2 separate regions of the Homo sapiens genome follow, and region 2 is linked to region 1. The links are chromatin loops, found by intact Hi-C in ENCODE. Cell type or tissue: Caco-2. All regions are shown on one strand. Each heading gives the region's core, and the rest is flanking DNA. Links, peaks and the distances in the headings are about the cores only.

Evidence for each region. Hi-C counts contacts between places; a loop is a spot of excess contacts. Peaks named below come from ENCODE experiments on the same cell type or tissue, not always from the same donor. Only the 100,000 strongest peaks of a DNase experiment are listed, where the experiment ranks them.
Region 2: a loop joins it to region 1, with 15 times the contacts of the local background. A loop is called at or near these places in 7 of 110 quality-filtered maps.

Annotation. Positions count from the first base shown.
Region 1 is chr16:78,500,150-78,508,487 of GRCh38, reverse strand. The region is part of intron 8 of WWOX (WW domain containing oxidoreductase); the gene reads right to left. Among named protein-coding and RNA genes, the nearest start is that of WWOX-AS2, 4.3 kb to the right of the region's middle. In Caco-2, for the core only: a CTCF peak has its summit at 4,805 (motif pointing left); DNase peaks (open chromatin) are centred at 1,977, 2,427, 4,789 and 7,457; H3K4me3 peaks cover 188 bases.
Region 2 is chr16:79,042,487-79,050,824 of GRCh38, reverse strand. All of the region lies in intron 8 of WWOX (WW domain containing oxidoreductase), which reads right to left. Among named protein-coding and RNA genes, the nearest start is that of WWOX-AS2, 550 kb to the right of the region's middle. In Caco-2, for the core only: a CTCF peak has its summit at 3,277; no DNase peak of the experiment used is centred there.

The DNA.
Region 1 (8,338 bases), core at 228-8,227:
GCAATTAGCTACGTCTTGCAGCTAGATGGCTGTGTTGTTTTTGTTTACAGGTGTCCAATCTTTTAGCTTCCCTGGGCCACAGTGGAGGAAGAATTGTCTTCGGCCACGCATAAACTACACTAACACTAACAATAGCTGATGAGCGTTAAAAAAAAAAAAAAAAAAAAAAAAAAAAAAGGCCGGGCGCAGTGGCTCACGCCTATAATCCCAGCACTTTGGGTGGCTGAGGCAGGAGGATCACCTGAGATCAGGAGTTCAAGACCAGCCCGGCCAACATGGCGAAACCCTGTCTCTACTAAAAAAATACAAAAATTAGCAAAGCTTGGTGGTGGGCACCTGTAATCTCAACTACTAGGGAGATTGAGACACGGAGAATTGCTTGAACCTGGGAGGCAGAGGATGCAGTGAGCTAAGATCATGCCACTACACTCCAGCCTGAGTGACAGAGCAAGACTCCGTCACACACACACACACACACACACACACACACGCACGCAACCAAAAATCAAAAAACACCACAGTCCATGCATAAAAGGTCCGTGCATAAAAATCCTGATGTTCTAAGAAAGTTTACAAATACGTATGGGGCCACATTCAAAGCTGTCCTGGGCCACATGCGACCCGGGGGCCATGGGTTGGACAAGCTTGTCTGAACAGGTGCGAATTCGGAGGATCTTTCACGCCTTATTAATCAAGGCAGGATGCTGAGAATGGCTCTGCGCTCAGCACACGGCACAGTAAGACTGTGTTTCCTCCTCTACCATATTATAATTCAAGCAAATCCTCAACAGGTAAGAACGCATGCCAAGAGGTGCAATGCTGATCTGGCTGGAGACGGGACCAAGGCATTTCTCAAAGAATGTCGAGTATGGGGGTGATATGTGTGTGACACTGATGTTGCATGCCTGCTTACTCAAGGATAAGATGCCTAATAGGACATGCAGTGGGTCTCTCTGCGTGTATTTTCAAAACATAAAAACACAGGCAGCTTTTTATGGACCAACCGGAGTGGAAGTATTCTAAAGTGTTACCCAGAAATGCCAGAGCTGTAAAATGACTGAGATATAAACTAGAATATTCTATCACTTCTCAGCAACATTGTTTGTTTCCTTTTGACTTTTTATTTTTATCCCAAGGGTCAGTTGCTTAAAATAAGCATTGATGTTTCCTAGGCACAATTTACATTTTGAATGTGAAGTCCAATCTATGGTTCTTGGCTGGGGAAAAAAATTCTTATTTACGTTTATATATTACTGCTAATCTTGTCTTTAAATATAGTCAGCACACAGAAATCACTCATGTTCTGTCTCCTCAATAGACTCCTGATTCTTTTCATTTGTTCTCTGTTGGTTGAATGAATAGAAGAACACTATCAAAGTCTATCACTTTATTTGGGATGATGTTGCTCCTGCTAGAAAGATCTTGCTTCTCCTCCAGGGTTTATGACAACAGCACAGGTTAGAAGGGACCCTGAGGTCGTGCACGGTGGCTCACGCCTGTGATCCCAGCACCCTGGGCAGCTGAGGTGGGAGGATCACTTGAGGTCAGGAGTTCAAGACCAATATGGCCAACATGGTGAAATCCCGTCTCTACTAAAAATACAAAAAATTAGCCAGGCGTGGTGGTAGGTGCCTGTAGTTCCAGCTACTTGGGAGGCTGAGGCAGGAGAATCACTTAAACCTGGAGCCAGAGGTTGCAGGGAGCATACAGAGATTGTTCCACTGCACTACAGCCTGGACAACAGAGCAAGACTCTGTACAAAAAAAAAAAAAAAAAAAAAAAAAAAAAAAAACACACAAAAAGGTAGAGATCTTGAGCCTGAAAAGAACTCAAGTATAGCAATGACCAGACCTTGGGTAGGTAATAATTAATCACCACAGAACTTTGAACAGCCTCCACTCCAAAGCTCTTCCCACTTAGGGGATTCTGTGTCCCTGCATCCAGAAAAGGGACAGATATAGAAAGGGAGGATGCGGTCTCACCGGGCCATAAACATGTGAGTGGGCGGAGGCAGTCTTGGAGACTCTGAATATACCTTCCGGGGGTGGAGGGAGTCAAAGGAATGCTCAGGCTCTCTTTCGTTTTTCTTCTCTGTCTTGGGTAAAAATGACGTGTTATAAGCACTCGAGCTCTGCTCTTCATTTTTATAGAGTGGCTAAGTCACTGACCAGATTCGTTTCCGAAGCAAAAGCGATATAGAGTGTCAGCACGCGCCAAAAACACGCTTGGACTCTTGGCCAGGAGAACACAGCCTGTGTGTCCACAGGGAGAACGAAGAGGCCAAGTTATGTTTGGAGGGCTGCCTCCGATTTCTGGTGCAGTCTTTTCACGTCCACAGAAGTCACTACCCAAAAAACTCGAAGCCTGTCCTCCCCTTCTCCAGGCAGCCCCTGCTGGCCAAGCGAGGAGCTCTTGGACGCAGACCAATCCGATACTCAGCAGAAGATCCAGGGGTGCAAGGGTCGGGAAGGGGCTGACGGGGAATGGTGTGTCTTCTTGCCGGATCATTTCTCTCCTCTGGCGTTCAGCCAAGGAAATGCGGTTTGCAGAGCCAACCGGGTCCTTCTCTCTCCAAATCACATTGCTCATGATTAGGGAGAGAAAGGCCGAATCTTCCTCCATGGCCCTGGAGTCCTCTCCACCCACTCTCTCTACAGAATCAGATCATCTGGGTAATTTTTAAAGTGTAGTATGTGGGCCAGCTGGAACTAGTTGCCTCTTCCTGGCCAAATGCTTGGGGTTTCTTCCAGCCTTAAGCCTGCATGCTCCCTGTGCTAGGGAGAGCAGAGAGGCATGGCCAGGACTGGGAATGAGGGTGTTGCTAGCCAGACTTCCCAGCAACTTCCTGAGTTTGGAGCAAGCCAGAAGCGTGATTTTTTGGTGAGGCTGGCTGGCCCCAAGAGGTAGGGCACTGGGCGCTGTAGCCCAGCACTTCTCTAGAGCCCAGCAGAGTCTAGGTATCCAGTGCTTGAACAGTCTCCCTGGGCTGCCCAGGCCAAATCTAGGTACGAAGCGTTAAAAAAGTAAGATGATTTTCAGGGAGAAACAGATTGGCTTTCTCCAGTCTCTTCCATCTCAGAGTGTCCTGAGCCCCACTCAGAGGGCCTGGTGGACCCGAACTTTATTCTAGAAACTAGGCTAGTTAAAGAAGGCATTGTCAAGCCAGAAGCTGCCTCGGAGTCTTGGCAAGTGTATTAACTCAGTATGAAATAATATAAACAGAAAAGAACAATATTCTGTTTTCTCACTCCAGGCATTCTAGAGGCTGACGATTAGAATTCATTTGGGATGGGCCACAGCTTTCAAAAGTAAGTTCTGTGTATTTAAAAGATCTTTAGATTTGAAGTTCTGAAGAGTGGGGGCTGCCTGGTGTGAACGCTCTAAACCCTATTGTGCTTCGGCGGCTCAGAAAAATTCAGGAACAATAATATCCCTTAGAGGAGGAGAAGGAACTGTGTGAAATACACCATTTATCTCCTTTCGTGCACAAAGGCATATACATAAGCATATACAAAAACACATCAATTTATACATTCTTTTCCGGGGAGTCCTGCAACGTTTCCCAGTCATTATTTATATTAATTAATGTGGGTTTGGTTTCGAAACTGCTCAGATTAAGAACTCGAGATATTCTAGAAAGTAAATAATCCAGCTGTTGCCTACCACAGAGAGCCCTGAGCACGGATGCATAAGCTCTGGATTTGGCATGTAAACGGGGAGGCTTCATGCGTCCGTGGCGTGGTTCCAAGCCCCATGACCAGCCTCACTTTTGCAATTGAGAAACTGGAATTAATTCTCCCATCCTCCCCGATGCACAGAGATGTGTTCAGGATAAACCGAGTCATATTTCATAAGTTCTGGGTGCTAAAGGGGAAAGAAAGATAGTATTACGAAGACACTGGCATCACGACGCCCACTTCTGGAATGAGCCAGTCTGTTGAGCATTTACATAACAAAATAGCAATGTACTTTCCATGCCATAGCAACCCTGGAAGAAAACTGCGAGGTGGAAACCCTGGACAATTTGTATGAGGATTCTTGAAAATCTGAGATAGACAAACGCATTCTGAGAGATCAAGCTTGCTTATAAATGTTGGTTCATAACAATGTAATCTACATATGTGAATCTCAGAAAGTACCTTTCTCCTGGGAATTTCTTTCAGAAAAACAATCTTCTTTAGTTTACTGTTTTTAAACCTTTTCCCCCTTCAGGGATACTTTACCCTCTAGACTTGCCAAAGAGCCATTTCCTAATATATCCTAGAGAATACATGATTTCATTTTTCCACAGATGCATTTCTATACACCTGGTATTTCAGTTATTTATTAACCATGCCTAGTTTTGTAGTTTCTAGCTTTGTATCTTTGAAGTCATTAAAACTTAATAGGAGAATTAATCATAAAAGAAATCTATCAAACACAGTTGCCAAGCACTTTTTTCCCCCTGACTGACATCTTTAAGATGTATTTGAATGTTATTTATTTCATCACACCCAGGGAATAAAAAAAACATAACTTGCAGCTTCCAAGTTCAGAGAAAGCATAAAAATGTGATTTACTATTTATTGTACACTTAGTCGCATGCATATTATATATTGCATGTTAATCTTCAACTGGCTAAGTTTAGCAAATTTGACAACACTACTGTTTGCTAGAGAGGAAAAAGAGTCGACATCTGTTCTCTTCCAGATATGAATCCTTCTTGGAAGGAATCAGAAATACTCGCAGGCCTTCTAGTTTCTGGGTAAACTGATAGAACACAGGCTCTTTAACTGGACAGTCAAACCACAATGCCCCCTGGTGGTGAAATCATGCATATACACATGTAAGTGTTTGCACCTTGTGAATATTTTTAAGAAGAAATCTTATTTCTAATGGTGTGGAAATGTTCTTTCAGTTTTAAAAATGCAAAGACAAAGATCATGGCACATCAATTATGCTTTTAGAGAGAAAATAAAGAATCGCTTTGCTGTGAGTAAAATTAAAGATGCATTTAGTTTATCAAAATCACCTTGATCAAAAAAAAATTTTTTTTTTTTACAATAAGGAATTATATTTAAATTCCACACTGAAGATCTGGAGTATGGGGGGGATATAGGAATTTCAGCATATGTATTATCTGAACTAAATTTACAAAAGTGGAACAGTTGGAAGGTACTTATAGGTAGACCTGAGGGTCTGTTACCTTATTTTCAGTTCAGTGAAAATGAAATGAGAGCAGATTCCAGATTTTACCAGCGGATGGAAGACTCCATCTTCCCATCATGCTCTCAGCATGCACCTCTGATAAGCAGCTTAAAGGGAATTTCCTGGGGTCAGACATAAATAGAGATTCTCAGGTTCTCTTAATCCAGACACACATCGCTTGCGAGTTAGGCCTCATAAATCTCAAAAACAGTCAGCAACATATGAAAGGCAATGTTGTTAGAAGGCTCAAATACATTAAATGGGAACGTCTGAAACATGGACTCATTAATCATACAAACACTGCCGAGGCTGTGTAGTAATCAAAGATCGCAGCACCTTCCTTTCTTAGACAGCATCTCATTTCGCTCCTTGCTATCGCTGGAAGCAGGGAGGCCCAGAATAGAAAACGCCATTGCCTTCCTTCTTCACCTAAGGAGGAGCTCAGCCATTAACAGTTACGAGTCATACTGTAAGTAGAGCATGAAAAAAATCACCAACGTATCCCAGCCCCCTTTTCGAGATCTGCTGGCCTTGGCAATGATGACTTTTTTCTGATGCACAACATTTTAAGACACTTGCCCAGTGTCATAGACATCACTGCCAAGACATGTCATCAAAGGATATTGGAATGAAAACAGAAGTCCATGCTGAAACTTGTGGACAACACAGATGCTCATGGCAGCATTATTCATAATAGACACAAAATCCATGAACTAATGAATGGATACACAAAATGTGGTATATCCATACAATGGCGTATTACTTAGCCACAAAAAGAAATGATGAACTGGTAGATGCTGTCGCAGGGATAAACTTTCAAAACATGATGCTAAGAGGAAGAAACCAGACACAAGAGACGACTAACATATCACTCTATTTATATGAGGTACGCAGAATAGGTAAATCCATAGAAACAGCAAGTAGATTGGTTAGTGGTTGCCAGGAACTGGAGAGAGGAGGTATTTGGGGTGATGACTAAGGGGTCATTTTCTTGGGTTAATGAAAATGTTCTAAAACTGATTGTGATGGTGGATGCAAACTCTGAATACACTAAAAGCCATTGAATTGTACACCTTAAGCAGATGAATTATATGGTAGGCACATTATATATCAATAAAACTATTAAAGAAAATGAAAAGGATATTGGAGGGCTAAGGGCAGATAGGCCCTGCAAAGCTCCAGTGGATGTGTGCCTGGGAAGGAAGACAAGTATAAAGAAGAGAATAGCATTAGCATCCAGAGAAGTTGGCTAAAACCCTGAGTCAGGCTACGATACAATTCTTACTTTTGCAAAGGGGATAAGACTCAGGTCCATGCCCCCAGAAACCTTCTACGTTAACTCTGAGAGGAACCGAAATCTGACGATGGGCAGGTGGGACCACAGTGGTTTTCACCTTTCATTGCCACCCCAACCCCACCGCAACATCCTTCCCCACCATGGAGCCTGATTTCATTAGCCCAGGGCATCGCTAGTTTCACGTAACTTCTCAGATTCCAGCAGTTTGGGAGGCTGAGGTGGGTGGATCACTTCAGGTCAGGAGTTCGAGACCAGCCTGGCCAACATGGTGAAACTCTGTCTCTAATAAAAGTACAAAAATTACCCAAGCATGGTGGCGGATGCCTGTAATCCTAGTTACTCGGAAGGCTGAGGCAGGAGAATGGCGTGAAGCCAGGAGACAGAGGTTGCAGTGAGCCAAGATCCCACCACTGCACTCCAGCCTGGGTGACAGAGGAAGACTCCATCTCAAAAAAAAAAAAGAAAGAAAAAGAACTTCTCAGGTGGTTCTAACGTACAGCCCAAAGTGAGCAGTACAGTTTGAAAGAGAGCCAGCAAAAAGGTTGGAACTTTAAAGAAAAGCTGGGTGAGCTATTTTGCAGGCTGTCTCAATTTCTTACACATTCACAGATACCTAGACACTGCTGCAGCCGGCTAGAGGAGGTCATCTTAAGCTCTTGAAAATCTGAAGATTTTCATAAAGAATGCCAAAACATTTACACAAACAAAGATATCTGAACCAAGGGGTCTGCTTTTATTTATTTTTTTTTTATTTTGTGTTTTTACAACATGCAGGTGCTGCTCCAAAAAAGTTTTTCAAAAAAAAAAAAAGAGAAAGAAAGAGAGAGAAAGAAAAACATGTATTGCAGTGAGGGTATTTATGTTCAAAGTTCAGAAATTTGTGGGCATTAACTGAGACCTGGAATCCCTGCCATTCAGCTGACCCTCTGCCCTGCCCAACATTCTTCACTGTTAAATGCCTAAGAATAATAGCCTCCTCCACCTGCACCCCAGCAAAGTGAAACATATTTCCCTGGCTGGGTTTTAAGTCAAGCTAAACACCAGCAGACCTAAGCGTGGTACCTGCATCACTTGGCCGTCCAGAGAAAGAGACACACTGGCTTTGAATTCTTTTGGAACTTCTTTGAGCCAGAAAATATCGACTCCTAGCAGGCCCAGCACAGGCGCTGTTGTACATGCTCTCTGGGTCTGTACTGATCAATGACAATTTTGGTAAACACTGCCTGAATAATTCATCATAGAAAAAAGCTTTCGAATTAAATGATATTACTGGGGCTTCCAGCACAAACACACACGTGTTCCCGAAAAGCTAGTCCAGCTGGAAGACTGCTTGGAATAACCACGATGATACCCAAGCTAAGCCCCCCATTTTATAAATTGTAATGAGTCATCTACCTACCCTACCCTCAGTCATAGGAAAATGCTGTTGGAGCCTCAGCCAGGTGTTCCAGCAGCATGCACCTGGCACATCTTGCTATGGCTTCTCATGGTAAAATGCTACCATGGTTAACCCAACGCGGCAGCATGCAGCGATCTAAAAAAAAACAAACAAAAGCGGAACAAAGATAGATGAAGGGAAAAAGGAAGGAAGGAAGGAAAGAAGAAAAGGAGGAAGGAAGAAAGAAATGCAAAAATGTTGGCTGTATTTTGTGCAGAGTAAAACTGAATGGCAGCGGGAATAATTCAATTTAATCTTGGCAAGCGGAATGGAGACTTAGGAACCACAGCAAATGCCAAGCAATTCATACCTTCTGTTTTATTTTAAAGCCCCACCTTTCCCCACTGCACAAAGTCACACACACAATTAGTACTGCATTGACCGTAGGACTGGCAAAATTCTACACCAAAAAGCTA
Region 2 (8,338 bases), core at 221-8,220, 540 kb before region 1:
TTCCTAAAGGCGGCAGAAGAGAAGCAAGCTCTGGGCCTTCAACAGGTTCGACCCACCCTATTCTCCTCACTTCCTCTCTTACCTCCTTCCCCCAACCTATGTAGCCCCATTCATTTCGCCAGATTGATTTTTTCAATTGTAACGGAAGTCATGTCACTCCTGTTCTTAAAATTCCTCAGCAGCTTCTTATGCAACTCAAATACAAGTGCAGTCTTGGGTCAGGGGCCCATTCTTCACCCTCCTCTCTGGATCCATGCCCCGGGCTTTGGGACTGCAGTATCCTCCCTCTCTAACCGTGAGCTCAGCCATGTGATTTATTTGGGGCATCAGTGTGTGACAGAGGAATGGGTATGCCAGTTCTGGGTCTAGACTTGAAAGTCCTTATGTGTTTTGAGTTGCTGTCTTGCATTTCTGCCCTTGCCATAAGAAAGTCATGTCTGGTCTAGCCCTGCTGGTCCCAGGAAGATGAGAGACATGTGGAGGAGAACCACCCCAGCTAAAGTGCCCCACCCATGTCCAGCCTAGGGCAGAAAGCCCAGCTGATGCAAAGATGCAGGAGCAAAACAAGCTGACCCACAGACACAGGGGGAAGCCCCACCAAAACCAGCAGGACCAGTAGGGCAGGGCAGCCAAGCCCAGCCTAGTTCTGCTGAACCCCACACACACGTGAGAAGTAAATACTGATTGCCGTGAGCCACTCAGTTGCCACACGGTTACGCAGCAGCAGCAACCAAGTCACTGGCCTATGCTTCATCTTGAAGCTCTAATGACCTGTTTAAACTCCTCCCATTCCAGACCTCCAGGGTGCCCCATACTCTGCAATCACACTGGCCTTCCCTCAGGTACAAGCATGACATGTTTTTTTCTTGCCCTGGAGTCTTTCCCTTAATGGAACCACATGCTTTTACCACTCCATGTCCTTCTGCATGGCTGGGTACTGCTCACTCTTCATATTTTAACTCAGAAGTAACTTTTTTTTTTTTTTTTTTTGAGACAGAGTCTCACTCTGTCGGCCAGGCTGGTGTGCGGTGGGATGATCTCAGCTCACTGCAACCTCCACCTCCCAGGTTCAAGCAATTCTCTGCCTCAGCCTCCCAAGTGGCTGGGATTACAGGCGCCGGCCACCACGCCAGGCTAATTTTTGTATTTTTAGTAGAGACGGGGTTTCGCCATCATGGCCAGGCTGGTCTTGAACTCCTGACCTCGTGATCCACCCACCTCGGCCTCCCAAAGTGCTGGGATTACAAGGGTCAGCTACTGCGCCCTGCCACTCAGATGCAGTCTTAAGAGAAAGCCCCTCAACAATGCCATCTGGGCTTGGCCTTCCTGATCATTCTCTGTGGAGTGTCCCAGCTGTGCTGCAAATGGGTGACAGCTGTACCAGAATATCGATGCCCCTCAAGGTTTTGCGTCCTACAACTGCCAGCCCTGAGCAGCCTCATCCACATTACTCAATTGTGCCGAATAAATCCCCTGTGTTTGCCCCAGTGTGAAAGAGCGGGCACGTGCTGCTTGCACTATTATGCTTACTTCCTTGACAAAGGCAAAATCTGGCCCTCCTCTTGTTTTTGTAAATAAAGTTTAATTGGCACACAGCCACAGCCACTCATTATGTAACAGCCATGGCTGCTTTTGAGTTACACTGGCAGAACTGAATAGTTGTGATGGTGACTGTATGGGTCACAAAGTCTAAAATATTTGCTATCTAGCTGTTTGCAGAAACAGTCTGCTGACCACTGCACTAAAGTATAAACTGTCAGAGGATAGAAACCTTGTCGCTTTTGTATCTCGGGTATCTAGCACAGTGCCTGTCCCTCAGGGATTCTCATTGCATATTTGTCCAGGGAATAGAGGAATCATGACTCCAGTGGACACCTGTGTTTAACTCCCATCTCTGTACCAAAGGCGGGGGTCCCTTACAGTTCTGGAGGTCACTCTGGGGATGGTGGTAGAGATGTGCTATATTGCAGCTGAGCCCGGAACATCAGGGCAGCTACAATGCTGGTGACCACTGTGTGGCACTTGAATTTCTCAGAAAGGTGGTAACGAGGCTCCTGCCTCCACTGGCAGCAGCCGGAGTGCTGGGTCTGCATCTGCTGCAGGCAAGACAATTTGAAAGTTTGAAGAAATAAGAACAACTCAAAGTTTAATTTACTCAAATAAGCAATTGATGCTTTAGAGTATAATTATCAGAGAAAACAAAAAAACACAACACATTCTTTAGCATACGTTATGTTAATGGCAGGTTAGGATGGCCCACTGTGCATAATTTAGCCAAACAATTGATACCAAATTTTTATATATATATATGATTACTGCTACAGAAACGAAGCACCAAGACAAAGCACAGGAGAGCTCATAATAGACACACGTGAACTCTGAAGCCCTAATTACATCACGGGGGACGGTAATCAGTTGCTGCTGAACCAAGCAGAAAATGGGGGTAATTTGTAAACAGGTAGAGTGGCAGTCCAGGTGCACCGGCATGTGTGTGGGGCTGGAGGGCTGGGGCCCCTGGGCTTCCATCTGAGCTTTGCAAGGATGGAGAGGTTCAGGATCACTTTTCTCAGCTGAAAACACAACCTCCAAGCTCTACACAGGTCAGCTCCCTCCTGGCCTGCCCTTCAGTTCAAAAAATAGAAAGTCGAAGGCTAGCTTTTTGAAGGAAGCTTCTCCATGCTCCATGAAATAGAAAATGATTTTCCGTGTCTGTGATCTGAGGCCCATTGCCCTGTATCTTCCCCTGATATCCTAGAAGACGTGAGTCCCTGGCATCTTAGGGAGCAGAGGGATGCCAGTCTATAGCCACCTTGACCACAAGGGATATTTTCAGGAGAGGATATAGTGAATTCTCCTTCCTGCAACTCCTCTGCAGACAGGAGATTTTGTGCTAGGTAATTGCTCGGGTGTATTCTGGTTCAAAATGCAGAGTCTGTGAATCTGAATCAATGAGTTGTCAGATTTCTTTCTTTCCTTCATTCATGCAGGACTACAAATCTGCTCACGTCATGGTCCTACTGTGAGCCAGTCATCAGATCGCAACCAAGAGTCACCAAGTACCTGGAATACAGCTGCCCTGTGACGTTACCTTCCATCTGCATCACCCAAAACAAACTGACAAGCAAAAAAAAAAAAAAAAAAAAAAAAAAAAATCAGGACAGTCTCAGGAGAAAGTCACCCAGTTCTGACATCCAGAACTGTAAGGGAATCGATTTGTGTTATTTTATGCCACAAAATTTGTAGTAATCTGTTACAGCAGCCACAGGACACTGATACACATGGTGGCCCCTAGAGGGAGTTCAAGACAGGATGCAGGTATTTGTGCATTAACGACATCATTTCTATATGCCAGGCTTTCATAAACCTTGGTAGACCAGGCTGACATTCCTCAGTCGATCAATCAATTAATCAATTAACCAATGGATCAATCTTCATCTGGTCTATTTCTGGCCTTGTCAAATTCATTAGCAAAACCACCATAAGCTTTTCAGCATTGCGGCTCAAGGGAATCTAAGAAAACACTTCAGACTATTAAGACTTGCTTCTCACACAAGTATTTGTGGCCTTTAAATACATGGTGAATCCATGAGGGTAAGGACAATTTGTGTCTCTTTCCCTCCCCACCCTCAATGCCTTGCATGTGCTTACTACTCAATAAATATTTATTGACTGAATGAAAGAATAAATGAATGAATGAATGAATACATATGTGAATGGCTGGAAGGGTGGCATGCTGGTTGAAAGGAGAAGCAATATTTGTGGATGCCAAGGACATATGTAAATTAAATGGCTTTGCAAATTTCTGATAAAAGGTCAGTTGCTTTATTGTTTAAACCACGGGGTCAGGTAGCTCAGGCTGGGGGTTACTTTTACATGGAAGGGAGATAATGAGTTGTGAGTTGTTTAAGAATTTGAGTAACCAATCGTATTAGGAATATGGGAAGTACGAGAAGAAGAGAAAAGAAGGACTAGAAATGGAAGAAGAGTTGGACACAAAGAGACATTTGTTGTAGTGCAGGCCTGGGGGACAAAGAGAGCAGGGTGAAGTTGCCCACACACACCCAGCCCTGGATTTCTTTTTGAGAGAAAGAGGTGGGAGCTGAATGGCTGCAGGAAGAATCTACCAGAGTCGGTTCAAAATCTCCTGCTGGGCTGAGCCAAGCTATGCTCACCGTGGAGTCCTCCTGGTGAGACAGAAAGCTTTGTTTTTCTGTGTACTGGGGAGGAACTGGGAGAAACACTCCCCGGTGAGCTCTCTCACCCTCTTCCCACCATGTGAAGATGCACAAGAAGGGCAGACATCTATGAATCAGGAGCCCAGCCTTCACCAGACAGTGAACCTTCCACTGCCTTAATCTTAGACTTCCCAGTCTCCAGAACCATGTAAAACAATTGTGGTTAAGGCCATCCAGTCTGTGATACTTTTGTCACAGCAGCCTGAACTGATAAAGACAACAGGATACAGGAAAGGAAGAACCAGAGAGAATGACTAATTTTTCTTGATCATCTACTATGTGCTGGTGCTACTATATCCCTGGGCTGAGAGCTTTACAGTTCAAGGGAAAAAAGGGAGTTAGACAAATGCAGAGAAAATGAACTAAACACTTGGATACATACTGACAATAATAATAACAGTGGCTACTTCTCTTGAGCAATGAACATGTGCTGAGCACAGTCCTGCAAGGGAGGATTATTATCCCTACAATATAGAAAAGAAAACTGTGGCCGGGTGCAGTGGCTTATGCCTGTAATTCTAGCACTTTGGGAGGGCAAGGCAGACAGATCATCTGAGGTCAGGAGCTCGAGGCCAGCCTGGCCAACATGGTGAAAGCCCGTCTCTACTAAAAATACAAAAATTAGCCAGCCATGGTGGTGTGCACCTGTAGTCCCAGCTACTTGGGAGGCTGAGGCAGGAGAATCACTTGAACCCGGGAGGCAGAGGTTGCAGTGAGCTGAGATTGTGCCACTGCACTCCAGCCTGGGCAACAGAGTGAGACTCCATCTCAAAAAAAAAAAAAAAAAAAAAAAAAAAAAAAAAAAAAAAGGAAAAGAAAAAAGGAAAGACGAGCTCCAGAGAGATTACATCACTTGCCCACAGTTGCACAGTTAGTAAGTGCACACACACACACTGTGTTAACCCACAATGCAGTTAGTAAGTGATTGAGCCAAGATGCAAAACTCAGGTGCCTCTGCCTCCAAGCTGGTCCTTTTCATTGATAGCTGATGTGCATCAGATTGTTTTGAGGCTTTAAATTCTGCCTCCGTGTTCTATTGGGAAAATGAGACTAGGAATGGAGAAATTTCTCATCCAAGTAAGGGAAACTAACAACATAGTCTCTCTTTCTGGAGAGGTCAGCTGGCAACTTTGCCCATTTCCTGAGAGTATCCTCTCACCCACGCAGATCATGATGTACATCTCTCTGGAGTGGGAGCCAGGCCACACTCCAAGCTACAAGCTGGACAACTGGGCTGATCCTTGCCAATTAAAATGCAACTCCAGCCTGCATTTCCATGTAGGTCAAATGTCCCATGAGCTATCACTGAATCCCAGAGGCTGCATATTTAATTCTGTACCCTTAGAAAGCTCTTGCTGAAATGAGGTACATCCACCACATAAGAACTTGGTTCTAATGCATAATTTGGGGAAAAGATTTAATTTAACACTTGTAAAGGTTAATGCGATAGAATTTACGAAAGAATAAATGAATGAACGAATGCCTAAAATTTGAGGCAAAATCTAACATTTGGAGAGATTGACAGGAGCAGAGCTGATCTTTCCAGAGAACTTAGCATCTTCTAGAGCTCGCTGATGCTAATTTTAACATCTACCCTTTATTGAGCAGTTATTATGTATGTAAATCTTTATGCACATTATCTCATTGATTATTGTAGCAACTCTATGAAATGAGCACTAGCATTAGCCTCATTCTACACAGGGGAGGATGGGGGACTCAATGAGGCTGAGTGACTTTACAGGGTCACAGAGCTGTTAAGTGGCAGCGCTGGGCCTTGAGGTTGGACTTTAAGATCCACACTCTTCAGCATTCTCTGACACTGCCTTCTTTTCCATTCTTCAACATCAGTCCCCTCTACAATAATCCTGCTCAGAGACCATGTATTAGGCCATTCTTGCATTGCTATAAAGAATTACCTGAGACTGGGTAATTTATAAAGAAAAGAGGTTTAATTGGCTCATAGTTCCACAGGCTGTACAGGAAACATGATACTGGCAGCTGCCTGGCTTCTGGGGGAAGTCTCAAGAAGCTTACAATCATGGCAGAAGGAGAAGGCGGAGCAGGCACGTCATGTGGCCAGGGCAGGAGCAAGAGACAGGGTGGGGGGCTGTGCCACACATTTTTAAATGACCAGCTCCCCCAACAACTCACTCACTATCGTGAGGACAGTACCAAGAGGATGGTGGTAAACCATTCATGAGAAATCCACCCCCATGACCCAATCACCTCCCACCATGCCCCACCTCCAACGCTGCAGATTACCTTTTGACATGAGCTTTGGGCAGGGACAACATCTAAGCTGTATCAGACCGCCAGCTGGAACTTCAATACTTTCAACGACGGATTTTGATGGTAACTTTCCTTCTCCCTGAAGAGCGTTTGTTGAATGCCTACACTGTGGGCCTGAAGACTCCTCCCTGAACACAGTGAACATTTGCTGTTTGGGATTCCCAGTACGTGTTCCTTTTCTTTTGCTTATATTTCAGTCTCCCTTTGGGAGCTGCGCCTCACTGTGACTCTCAGGCCACCGGGTCTGGGCAGGGCCGAAGCCTCTTCCTGGCTCTAGGAGAGAGCACATAACTCAGGCCTAATCAATGAGAGTTTCATTGTCCCTGGCCACAAGGACCAAACCACAGAAGACAAGTGACCAGAAAGGTCCGAGCAGAGTGAATGAGCGGCAGCCCTGGACTTTTGCTACAACTACTGGCCTTGGAGGCCAGAGGTACTCCACTTCCAGAGTTTGCTCTCTACATCCCATCTAAGCCTGTCTTAGAATAAAGCTAGCAGAGAAGAGATCAAAACTGAGGACCAGAGAAAGAAAGGTGTCTGATAATATCATTTCAGCCTGGATCCAGAGATTAATTCCCTGGTTATGAATCTTCCTCTGCCCAGTCTATACTGGTCAGCCTGATCCTATTTACATGACAAAAATCATCATGTCTCAAATTACTTACTTAATAAAATGTGGGTTTGTGTGTTATTAGCAAACATTAGGGTTATAATGCAGGATGGAAATTTGGAACAAATTAACTACACATGCAAGCTGTCGGATCCTGGATCCAGCTATGCCTGAACTCACGTCTACCCCTGGACTTCCCACTTACTTATCTAATGCACTTGCTTTTCCTCCCTGAAGCTATTTTAAGTTGAGTTCAGTTCTGTCTCTCATCCTCAATGTTGGTCTTAATTTTATCCTCAGAATCCACAAAGAACAAATCAAAATTTCCTGCAGAAAAATTTTTCATAAATCAAAAACCATTTTTTTAATCCTAATTTCTGCTACCATGCCACCACCTCTATTCATCTGGTAGAGGTTTAATTCACGAAGTTCATTGTAAAGTTTCCTGGCACCCTCACAGGAAACAAGTTATACATAGATTTTTTTTTCATTTAAAAAAACACTCATGTGGCCATTCAAAGCTACATCTCTCTTCTCTTCAGCTGCAAGTAGGCAAAGTCAGCACCTCTCACCTGCCCACGTGTCCAGGAAGCATCTACCACAGAGGAAATGGCAGTGCCCAGGTATGATGGGAACTCTTGATGACAGGAGAGCCTGTCCCATTACATCACTGAACAGAAAAGCTCAAAGACAAGACCAAGAGTGAATCTTAGCAGACAGTCAAGAAGGATGAGAAATGAGGGCATCCATAGGCATTTGCTCATCATGAAATTCTGACGCATCACTTAAAATCCAGGGACACATGAATAGAAGCAATAAAAGCTATTTTAATTAAATTTGAGCTATAATTCTGGGTTTCTTGTTTTGTTTTGGTACTTGCATGGTTCAACAGTATATTAGACAAATGTGCATTTGAGAAATCCTGATCAAGGAGGACAAGTTAGAAGAAAAAAAAAAAAAAACCCTGAGTATTCATCTGTCTTCCCACAAAGTCTTCCTGAAGCTATTCTTGCAAAACCTTCTGCCCACTGGCACTGTATGCGTATGATTAACTGCACTTGAGCCCAACAGCTTGCATGTATAGTTAATTTGCTCCAAATTTCCATGCTGCATTATAACCCTAATAATCACTAATAATAGACAAACCCACATTTTATTGAGTAAGTAATTTGAGACATTATGATTTTTATCATGCGAATAGGAT